2 separate regions of the Mus musculus genome follow, and region 2 is linked to region 1. A link is a contact called in ENCODE Hi-C or POLR2A ChIA-PET data. All regions are on one chromosome and are shown on one strand. Each heading gives the region's core, a stretch centred on a gene start or an enhancer-like site at or near the end of the contact. The rest is flanking DNA. Distances are from core to core; before and after follow the strand shown. Region 1 holds the start of Fbxo44 (F-box protein 44). Region 2 holds the start of Masp2 (mannan-binding lectin serine peptidase 2).

Evidence for each region. A loop is a pair of places that touch in the nucleus more often than their neighbours do. ChIA-PET counts read pairs that join two places held with the same protein, here RNA polymerase II (POLR2A).
Region 2: a loop to region 1 is called in a map of T-helper 17 cell, with 2.8 times the contacts of the local background. The contact joins the promoter of Masp2 here to the promoter of Fbxo44 in region 1. A Hi-C loop is called at or near these places in 5 of 37 maps with a recorded cell type or tissue (T-helper 17 cell and heart). POLR2A ChIA-PET finds 5 or more read pairs at or near these places in 3 of 5 experiments (all embryonic stem cell).

What each region holds. Positions count from the first base shown.
Region 1 is chr4:148,158,675-148,164,208 of GRCm38, reverse strand. It overlaps Fbxo44 (F-box protein 44), which reads left to right and starts at 4,115. Exons shown (of 6, transcript NM_173401.5): 1 at 4,115-4,466; 2 at 5,386-5,534. The coding sequence starts at 5,408. Fbxo2 (F-box protein 2) reads right to left here and starts at 3,541. Exons shown (of 6, transcript NM_176848.1): 1 at 3,498-3,541; 2 at 1-134. The coding sequence starts at 3,519.
Region 2 is chr4:148,600,059-148,605,297 of GRCm38, reverse strand. Masp2 (mannan-binding lectin serine peptidase 2) reads right to left here and starts at 2,754. Exons shown (of 11, transcript NM_001003893.2): 1 at 2,708-2,754; 2 at 2,402-2,630; 3 at 2,129-2,306; 4 at 1,480-1,611. The coding sequence starts at 2,712.

The DNA of each region.
Region 1 (5,534 bases), core at 2,866-5,365:
GGCCAGGTACTCCACGGCCTCCGCCTCTTCCTCCTCCTCCGCCTCCCGGAGCTGCTCCTCCTCCGCACTCGCCTCGGCGCCCGCCTCCTCTGGCTGCTCCTCTGGGCTCGCTTCTTCGGGGTGGCTCACACTCTCTGCGGACCGGGAGAGTAAGGGAAAGCTGTGACTCCCAAACTGTGCCACTCCACGTCCCACTTTGAGTAAACCACGGCAGGGGGCCAGAGGTTCTTAACCCGGACTTGCTGGCACTCGAGGCAGAAACAAGCACATCTCTGTGGGTGTGAGGGCAACGTGAGGGATACTGTCTCTCTCTCTCTCTCTCTCTCTCTCTCTCTCTCTCTCTCTCTCTCTCTCTCTCTCTCTCTCTCTCTCTCACACACACACACACACACACACACACACACACACACACACACACAAGTTCTGTAGTCCTAAACTGTGTTCAGGGAGGAAGCCCACCCAAGGATACAGAGCCACAAATACTCCTGCTAAGCCAGAATTGTTTCAACTGTTGCTTCCCCCTGCAGGGCTAGTAGACACTCACAGGAATACGGGATTAATGATGGGTTAGTTCTCCTAAGGACCCTCCCAGACCTCTGGGTCCCTCGCTGCCTCTGGGAAGCCTTCCTGGATCTACCTTTAGCATACCCTCTCACTGCACGAGGGTCACAGGCATTCAAGGGCACCTGAGCCTCCGTACTTGCTCTGGTTGTTTGATAGCAACCTTTGTGTACAATGGACTGACCTCAAGGATGTGGCCTGGGAGACACCACTTTTGTCCCTTGTAGAGTCAGGAGCTACTGAATTTTATCAGCGCTTATGAGCAAGGTACTGCTCTGAGCCTTGGAATTACTCCCTCAATCCTCAACCCATCTCCTTCAGGCTGGGCCCAAGTCTGCTTCACGAAGGGACAGAAAAGTGACAAGGTCCAGAATCACACACCGTATAAGCAGTTGGGAGCCTGTGTTTGAATCTGTTCAGTCCAACACAGAAGCCAGCTTTAACAGGCACCAAAAGAATTGGTTGAGGACTGGAGAGATGGCTCAGTGGTTAAGAGCACTGGCTGCTCTTCCAGAGGTCCTGAGTTCAATTTCCAGCAACCACATGATGGCTCACAATCATCTGTAATAGGATCTGATGCCCTCTTCTGGTGTGTCTGAAAACAGCGACAGTGTACTCATATACATAAAATAAATATTTTTTAAAAAACTGGCTGAGCCGGGCGTGGTGGCGCACGCCTTTAATCCCAGCACTCGGGAAGCAGAGGCAGGCGGATTTCTGAGTTCGAGGCCAGCCTGGTCTACAGAGTGAGTTCCAGGACAGCCAGGGCTACACAGAGAAACCCTGTCTCGAAAAAACAAAAAGCAAAAAACAAAAACCTGGCTGAATTGACAATCTGGCCTTGGTTTGGATACTGTGGATGCTCAGCTGTGAATATGAAGTGACTTAGTGTAGGTCCCACTGGCAGTGTTAGGGAAAGGGACACTCAAGGGCTCTGGGTGAGGAAAATGAGCTCGAGATCCAGCTAGCCCCAGCCAGCCAATGGGAAAGGGAAACAGACAAAGAGAGATGCTAGGTGACTTGGGAAGAGTCTTCCTCCCCTCTTTTCCCATCCCTCACCCTCAGTCTCCTCATCTGTGAAATGGAGTCATCCTTGTGTCAGACTGTCAGATTTATACTGAAATTCATCCCCTTCCCACAAAGGAGCAAAGCAATGGGGACATCCACTCTTGCTAAGCCAGTGGGGACGCCTGACTCCACAGTGAAGACTGGGAGACAGGACAAAAAGCACTGCCTCCCAGGCTGGGTTCTCCAGGTCAGCCCACTGAATACCCAGGCTGCTGTGGGCAGCTGTGTATCTCTTGGATCTCAGCGCGCCTCATCTGGGCCACCGAAGAAGAAACCTTGAGTAAGCAGACACTGAGTGGGCAGTATCTCTAAAGGAGAGAGGGCCAGTGGGGAGGGGACCCAGCCACCCTGTGTAATGGAGGCCATCTCTCTCAGAGTCCCTGAAGACTGGTCTGACCCCAAGAAGCCAAGGAAATAAGGGAGCAGGCCTGGGGCAGGGGAGGGACAGGTGGCCCGTTCCCTAAACCTCTTCTAAGGGGATGCAGTCAATAGCATCTACACTGTCAGACACTGGAAAGCTGACTCGGGATTTCCCCTCTCTTTAGAGCACACAGTGAGTCCTCCATCAGCCATGGTGAATTGTATACACACACACACACACACACACAGAGAGACAGACAGACAGACAGACAGACAGACAGACAGACAGACAGACAGCGTACTTTCCCCACATTTCTGATGTGTTTTGGTCACATTTTCATATGTAGGGGTTTACTCCTTCATTGGCAATGAGAAAACGGGTGCAGAGGGTCCTAGCATTTCTTCCAGGTTCCACCACAGGACATCATCAAGCAGAAGGAAAAACAATTGTCTGTCCTGCTTCCAACAGCTCTGGAGAGCTGGGCCCAACGTCCTCACCTCTCTACCATCACCCAGCCCTGCCCTGGCCCCAGCAGATACCTGATGCTCCCCGGAAAGGTGCACCTCACCCAGTCCTCTCTCCTGGCCCCTAGGCCTGGCATTGAGGCCCCAGATCGGATTACAGCCCCCCCCACCTGCTCCCTTGCACACAACTTGCCACATTGTTGCTGTAGGAAAGTTATCTAGCCATGGATGCTGACCCCAAGCTGACTCACTCACCTGGATTGGGCCCCTGAGCCCAGGGACTTCCTGGGAGCAGGAAGAAAACGGTAGCCTATTCTGGGGCCCTGTGGATGATGTTGAAGCCAGGCACCGACTGAGAGTGAGGACTTGGGAGTAGGAGGGAAGACTGGCCACCTCTGTTCCCTCACCTCCTCCCCTAAAGAGTGAACACTCCGAGCTGAGCATAGTTAGTGAGGAAGGGATAAGAGTCAAGGCAGGCAGGTCTGACTCAGCAAGCAGCCCCCTACAGGCCCAGCAGGGAGCCGGAGGGCAGAAGGGGTGGGGTCTTTGGTGCCAGAAAAGATGACTGGGCAATCCTTGAGGACCCAGAGCTTCTGCCAAAAGCAGCCTTCCTCACCCCTAGCCTGGTTCCCACGGAACAGCCCCGCTACTCCAATACAAGACGGCCCCTCCAGAGAAGGGAGTCCCTCAGGAAGCTAGGATGGAGGCAGGATAAAGTTTGTAAACCCTAGGACCCCGCGGGGACTCCGGAGGCTCAAGAGGCAGGGAGGGCAGCGCTAGCAAATGGAAGAAGTTCATGGAAGCAAAAGCTTGCAAGAACCCGGCTCTCAAACCCCAGGAAGTCTGGAGCCTGAGATGCCAGAGTCCTCCGATGCCATTTTGGAGACCCAGGCGTCCTCCTCCCTCCACACCACGACACCAGGCAGAAACCTGCTCCCTAGACTATCTCTAGGGTTTTCCTGGCGCGAAAGTTTGAGCGCCTTCTGCGGCGCTGGTCCGCCCTGTCTCCCGAGTCTGTATCTAGCGGGGCCAGCAGCGGATACCTGGATCACCATCTCCATCCATCGCTGCGGTGCTGTCAAGAGAGAAGAGCCTGAGCGCTGCGGGTGGCGAGTCCTGGAGCTGCCCGCGTCAGCCGGGCCCGCGCCGCCGCGCCTCTTAAAGGCCCCGTGCGCCCCGCCTCTGGCCCCCGGCTAAGGGCTGGGAGTCCTGTACCCCCCCACCCCCACCCCCCGCCCCGTAACCCAAGGTGCGGCTTCCGGGAGGAGCCTGGGACTGGAGAGGGGCAGGGACAGCTACAGAATGGGTGGGCTTCTAGTGTGCCTGGAGGATGACTGCAGGAGGACATATGGAGTCGGACTACTGGGGAGTAGAGGGTGCTGGCGCCGAGCCCAGTGGAGTTGGGGGTATCGGAGCTTTCCTCCTCCCCAACCCCCCAGGTAATTTTCCTACGCTGTGATGGGGGCGAATCCGGGGAGTGCGCGGGTGAGGCGGGGCCTGAAGGAATGGTGGGCGGGGCCTTGAGGGCAGTGGGCGGGGCCGCATCGTGAACCAACTCTGGCAGAAAGGCGCAGTTCCAGTACCCAGCGTTGTGGGGCAGCCGGACTAAAAGCTGGTGACGGAGAAAATGGGGTGGGGCGTGGGGCGTGGTCTGACAAACAGTGGGCGGGTCGCACCCCGGGCCTCCATTGGTCCGTAAGGCTCATCCCCAGGATCCAAGGGTATGGCGCAGCGCGACCAAAAGTAGTTGACAAGGAGAATGGGGAGGGAGAGGGGCCAGTGTTGTGGGATGGGGATGGGGCGGGGTCTGATGAGTAGTAGGCGGGGCTGTGTCTTGGGTGCTGTTCTCCAACGTAACCCGGCTAAGAGCAGGTGACAGAAGGAGGGGAGCAGTGAGCGCCCCAGCAAGGAGACGTTTGGCGGGCAGTAGGCAGGTCTGCCTTCCGGGCCACGCAGGCTCGGGCTGTACAGCCCCACGGCCTGGCAGGATCGCTCAGCGCGACGGATCGCAGGTGACTGCGGGAGGGGGAGCGCCCAGTTCGGGGACTGAGGCACAGTGGGCAGAGACCTAGAGGGGAGGGGGGGGGCGCGCGCGCTCTGCGATCATGAGGGCCTAGCGCCTTTAAGGCCCAGGCCTCAGGCTTTCTCCCCTCCCCTCCCCCCACTGTACTGTGAGGCTTCGAAGAACTGGGCTATGGACGCCATCGGTGCTCAGAGATCTGAATCTGGTCTTGAGCAAGGTAGCCCGTTTTAGAGCCAAGCATAAATGGGAGACTGCAGGGGGCCGGGGCGGGTGGGGGGGGTGCGGGAGGGAGATAGGAAGGCTCTTTTCCACTCGTACATCTTTCCTCAGGCTCAGGTAAACGGGTCATATTCTCTGAGATCTTAAGAACGTCACTGAGCCCTTTGTACTCCGTGACCGGTCCTGAGGGCCAGTGATAACCCCCGATCATCATCTCTGTCCCTTTCCCCGTGTGGGGGATGGGGAGGAAATGAAGAGTGGCAAGCTGGAGGGCTCACAAGGCCTCCCATTGTTACCCTCCTCTTAAAAGACTGCTGGCCTATTGAAAATGGCTGGCTCTACCTTCAGTGAGAGCCGGAGCTGCCTCCCCTCCTCTCCTGTTTGTGTGACCTTGGGAAGGTCCCTGGGCGTCCTTAGAGGCTGTTCTTAGGTGCCCGGGTTGGGGGAAATCAGATCTCATGGTTTATTAAGCAACTCCCCGGCCCATGCACCTTGAGCTTCTAGTGACCCAGGAGGGAACTACCATGCCCCAGCCCCTCGTCCCGTTTACTGTGGAAACAGAAGGTCAGAACAGCACAGCAACTCTGTGGCCCCCCGCAGAGTTGGGAATCTCTCTATCCCTGGGTGCTGGGATTGCCACTCGCCAGGGAGAAGGCTCGGTGTATAGCACGGCTCTCCAATACCCACAGGAGCTGGCTAGGAGACGCCACCATGGCAGTAGGCAACATCAACGAGCTGCCAGAGAACATCCTGCTGGAACTGTTCATCCACATCCCAGCTCGCCAACTGCTGCTGCGCTGCCGACCGGTCTGCAGCCTCTGGCGAGACCTCATTGACC
Region 2 (5,239 bases), core at 1,505-4,004, 440 kb before region 1:
GTACCCCATCTCCCACACCAAACGATGATGAATGGCAGTGGGGAAGGGGGCTCCATTCTCCTCAGGCTTTGGCTAAAGCGTGATGTGATAGTTTATCTGATGATTCAGAGTCACAAAGAGGTGGAGAGCAAAGCCAGAGGGAGGGGGGCCCTGGAAATAGGAGGCAGGCCACCTTCCCAAGGTCCCTATGACTCCAGGAAAAGGACAGAGGAGGCCCCTTGAACTAAGGGTTTCTTCTGCTCTCATATCACTCAGTGCCCAGCTCAGCAGTTCCCAAGTGAGGCCACAAGGGGGCTTCCACCCATATCTGGCAGGGACCAGCCCAGAGCCCTTGATCCCAGGTAACAAGCTGAACAGGCCTTTCCCTTAGAAGTGGCCCTGGTCTAGGGAAGTTGGTTACCAGTATGTACACAGTCTGCTTTCCTCTTTTGGGCTGCCAGGTGCCCTGTGGAGATCAGGCTCCAGTTCTGTTCCCTGCCCGCCTGCTCATGATGGGGACAGGCTGGGAAGAAGGCCTGTAGGAAGCTAAGGCTCTCGGTACTGCCCTCCTTTTGGAAGGTGGCTCCATACCAGCAGAGAGGACATCCCTGGATGCAGGGTGGCTAGCCTGATCCCCCAGTAACACCCCCTTTGGTCTCTGTTTTGAATCAAGCTCCCCGGGACAGGGAACAAAGACCTGCATTGACCTATAAATAAGAACTAGCTAAAATGTCCTAAGATCAGCCCCAGGGAACCCAGTAGAGGTGAGAGGATCTCCGTGTGGTGTGTGCGCTCAGGGAGTTCCTGACAAGGAGGAGGGCTAAGATGAAGGGACTGAGGTTACTCTACTGCCCTCCAAACCCGTCACCCCAACCCCGGCAAGAGACACACAGCCACAGTGGAAACGGAGGCAGGTTTATTATTGTCATGGTTAAGGTGAATGGGTGCTGTAGCTGGCAGTCATTCCAGCCTGACAGAGCAGCATCGTGTGGGCATGTACTGACTGGTATCTGACTCACTGGGGTGGGCGGGCTGTTGCTGAGGGAGGTTTAGAGGCTCTGCTCTGGAAGAGAAATGGGGGGTGGGGGAGCATCAGGAAGGCTGAGGAGAGAAGGGCTAGGGCAAAGGATCAAGAGACAGGGTAGAGGAGGCCAAAGGTTCACCCACTGGGGTCGGGAGCCATGGCTCTGAGCCTGCCTACACTCCTCTACTTTGAGGTCCTATGGTAGACACTGGAAGCTTAAGGTGTGCCCGGCTTATCCAGAGATACCAAGCCCACCTAGGAAGCACCCAGAAGGCAGAGACAATTGGCTGATGGAACTAGGGGTTCCAAGAGTAGGGGCGGGATCAAAGTACACCATTGGAGGGAGGGAAAGTGGGAGGAGTTAGACATGCTAATAGTGTTGGAGGAAGCAGAAGAGCCCAGCTCCCTGGGCAGAACAACTCCTGCTTTGGTAGCTGGAATAACCTGGTGTAGATGGGATGCCCCTACCCCCTCACCTGAGCACGTGTGCTTGTTCTGGTGGAGAACGTAGCCCGCTCTGCAGGAGCAATAGTAGCCGCCCAAGTAGTTGTGGCAATAATGGTCACAAGGGACTGAGTCTCCCAGAGACACTCTGCATTCATCCACATCTAAAGGAGAGAGGCCAGGCAGACAGGAGGGAAAGAGATGGAACAGAGAGCTCAGGCTTTGGTGGCCCTGACCCACTTGATAGGAGGCCTGTTGCTTCGCCTGGGCCTGGGCCCAGAGTTGCAAGTAGCACCGTTGCTAAACCAGTGGCAGGTTAAGTCACCCGGGCAGAGGAGGGAAGAGCCATCATCAATCCAGTGGCAACCGGGTAGAAGCTTTCTGAGCAGAGAGGTTGAGCCACTTGCCTGAGGTCACACAGTCTCTCTCCTTCAGGGACCAAAGAATACAGTCAAGTGGAAGGCTTCAGCCTGTGCAAGCCCTTTGTAACCCGATGGCTGCTCTGCGTTCCTGCATTCACGTGGCACGTGACAGCAGAACCCACCCGCCTTTCCTGTTGGTTTGACCTGAATCCAGAGCCCAAAGGAGAGGTGGGAAGCAAGACACCCAAAGATGGGGACGGGGCTAAGACAAGGCAGCCACCCAGCTGCATCTGGGCTGCCTGAGCCCACCACTGCTCACCCTCCGCTGCATAGAAGGCCTCAAACCCTGTGAACGGCTTCTCATTGGAGTAGTCGGAGTGGAAGGTGACCTTTAGGCTGGGACCCAGTGAGTAGAAGGTGTCATTGCCAGGTGCCTGCTCAGTGTCTGTACTCTCCTGCCCACACAGTGTGGCCAGCACCTTGGTCCCTGAGCTCAACTGTGGAGTCAGGGGTCAAGGGAGGGAGGTTAGAACCAGGCCCAGCCTTTGCTGTACCTCATAAGAAGGCCCCAGCCGAGCACCCCGTCAGATACCTTGACAAAGTCATACTCGCAGCGGTAAGAGAGTTCCAGGTCAAAGTGGGTGAAGTAGAGGCGCAGGCGGTAGCCAGGGGGTGCAGTCAGTGTCCAGGATCGATCTTGATGGTCAGCATACTTCTCTGGGAAGCCAGGGGACACCAGGCGCCCGAATACAGGTTCAGGCCACTTTGAACCCAGAAGTGTGGCCACCAAACTCCACAGCAGACCCAGGAAGATGAGTAGCCTGTGGGCAGGGGAGTGACATGAGGGTCCAGGCCTAACTCATTCAGCTTCCCCAGAAGCTATGGGTCGCCCACCCACCTCATGGTGTGCCACCTAGCTCTGCAGGTCCAGCGCCTATCACCTTTGATCTGTTTGTCCAGCACCAGGCCCCACCTCCACAAACCAAGGATTCTGGGAATCTACCCATGGCTCCTGCCTGCCTCCCTTCCAGGCAGGAAGGTTCGGTTCGGTGGCTCTGAGAGCCAGCCTGGTAGTAAAAAAAAATTCTACTCTCACCCACCATCTGCACTTCCTTCCTAGTGGGACCAGGAAGGTCTGGTGGGCGAGAGTCTCAGTGACGACGTGGACAGCCTAAGATCCCACCCCCACCCCCAACTCAGGGAGAGGCGAAAAAAGAATAATTTGAGGAAACTCATGAACAAAAGGATACGGAACAGGCATAAGATAAACTTTGGCTACACTTGGGACCATGAATGGTGGATGCAGGCAGGAGGAATGTCTTGCAGGTGACTTCTAAGCCCAAAGCAGAATTAGAAGCTGGGGTTCCTGGCACCGGTGCTCATTTGGAGATAACATGACTCATTTGAAAACAGGGTCTTTCCATTTAGCCCTGACTGGCTTTGAACGGTGGAGACCAGACTAGCCTCAGACTTGTCTAGTTCTCCTGCCTGTGGCTCTGGAGCCCTGCAGGGAGGGAACCTTTATCCCAGCAATTACATAAGTAAAAATTGAGAAATGGGGAGGCTTGGCTTGAACTTGGACTGGACTGTGGAGGCCCGCAAGGACAGCAGTTGTTTAGGTGTCTGTCTGTCTGTCTGTCTGAGTGCTGAGCCATGTATGTTCAATGCTTTTAGAGCCCAGAAGAGAGCGCTGGCTCTCCTGAAGTTGGAGTTATAGGCAGCTGGGGACCAAGTACTGGGAATTGAACTTGAGAACCCAGGGAGAGCAGCTAGTGCTAACAGCTGAGTCAGCTCGCCAAAGAAATCTCGGGGCAGGGGTGGGGGTGGGCGGTGCACACTTTTGATCCCAGCACTTGTGAGGCAGAGGCAGGCAGATTTCTGAGTTCCAGACCAGCCTGGTCTACAGATGAATTCCAGGGCAGCCAGGGCTACACAAAAACCTGTCTCAAATCAAAAAATAAACATTTTGGGCTGTTTTTTTTGTTTTTTGTTTTTTCATTATACCAAAATTGTTAGGGTCAGAACTCAAAACAGTTAGTCTCGGCTACCAGTCTTCAATAGGCCAATTATACAGACAACTTAATAGTGAAAAGCAGAGAAAAAGGATTTATTCAATGTGGCCACATTGGGAAGAGCAGAGGTCTAGTGAGCTCTTCAGAGTCCTGACCCGGGTTTGGATTTAACTGGAGATCAAGAGGTTTGTGTACATAAGCAATACTGCTCAAAATGTGGTCCCACCACCACTGTCTCAGCTGTCAGGTGAACGGGAACCATCAGAACTGTGTGGAATGGATTCCTGGCAGACAAGTTCCTCCTTGGGCAGGCGCTAGGCTGAGGCCTTCCCCCAGCAGAGGATACCTGGATGGTTCTAATGCCTTGGCATCCATTATTTCAATTGTTGGGTCAAAAGAAGGGCACAATGCCCCTTCAGAATAGCTTCTCCCCTCCCAAGATGGTTATGCTCATGGCTCAGGGAGAGTCTCCCAAGTGAGCTGCAGCCACTTTGTCTTCAGGGACACGCTGGCATTGCCCTGCCCTTGATGGACTTCTCCCTTCTGGTGAGGAGCTGGGGAGACCGGGCCTGTACAATCCGTGCACTGAGGCTTACAGGCATTTCCTGTCAAGAGGGGAAGGAGACTCTCAGGGGGTCAGCAGTTCTGGAGGAATGGGCCATCCTCTTGTTCTCACACCATGGGTATGTGTGGGCAGTTACTCTTGCTAAAGCTCCTTTCCAGTGGGGAGACTGGACCTCTCCTGAGGTCCAAAGGCCAAGGTTCCACTAAAGTTCACTTGGGGAACTAACGACCTATTAGGTTCATAGTTGAAGGTTACTGGCAAGGGTGTGGCTGCTTCACCCCAAGAAGCTGTGTGTGGAAAGCCTTTACCCAGCAGAGATGACAGCTCTCTTCCCTAGTCTTCCGCGGCCTGTATACTCTAGCCCCTCCCCAAGGCCACCTCCACTTAGGGATCAGTTGGATCAGGTGAGGGTCTTGTGACTCTCCCCACCCCTGCATTGGGGGAGGGGGGTAGACAGTCAACAACCCTAGCTGGGATGGCCCTTTCACAGCTAAATGCCACAAAACAGGACAGTCACAATAGTTGTCCTTGCTCAAGTAACTAACTCTTCACACATGCTCGTATAAACAACATTAAGTGCAGTGAGACTGGGACAGACAAAAGGATGGACAGATGGACACACACCCCACCCAAGACTGGAAAGTCTAAGGTGCCTGTTGGAGAGGAAGGACAGACAAGAGGACACCGGGTAGCTGTGGTCAAGCACATTATACATGTGAACGAAGGTGTGAAAGGAAAAAAATTAAAGTGCAGCAGCCAAGAGCACTGGCTGCCCCTGCAAAGGACCCAGGTTCCAGCCCCAGCACCCACACAGCCACTAACAAACTAACTTCAGTTCAGGAGATCTGACACC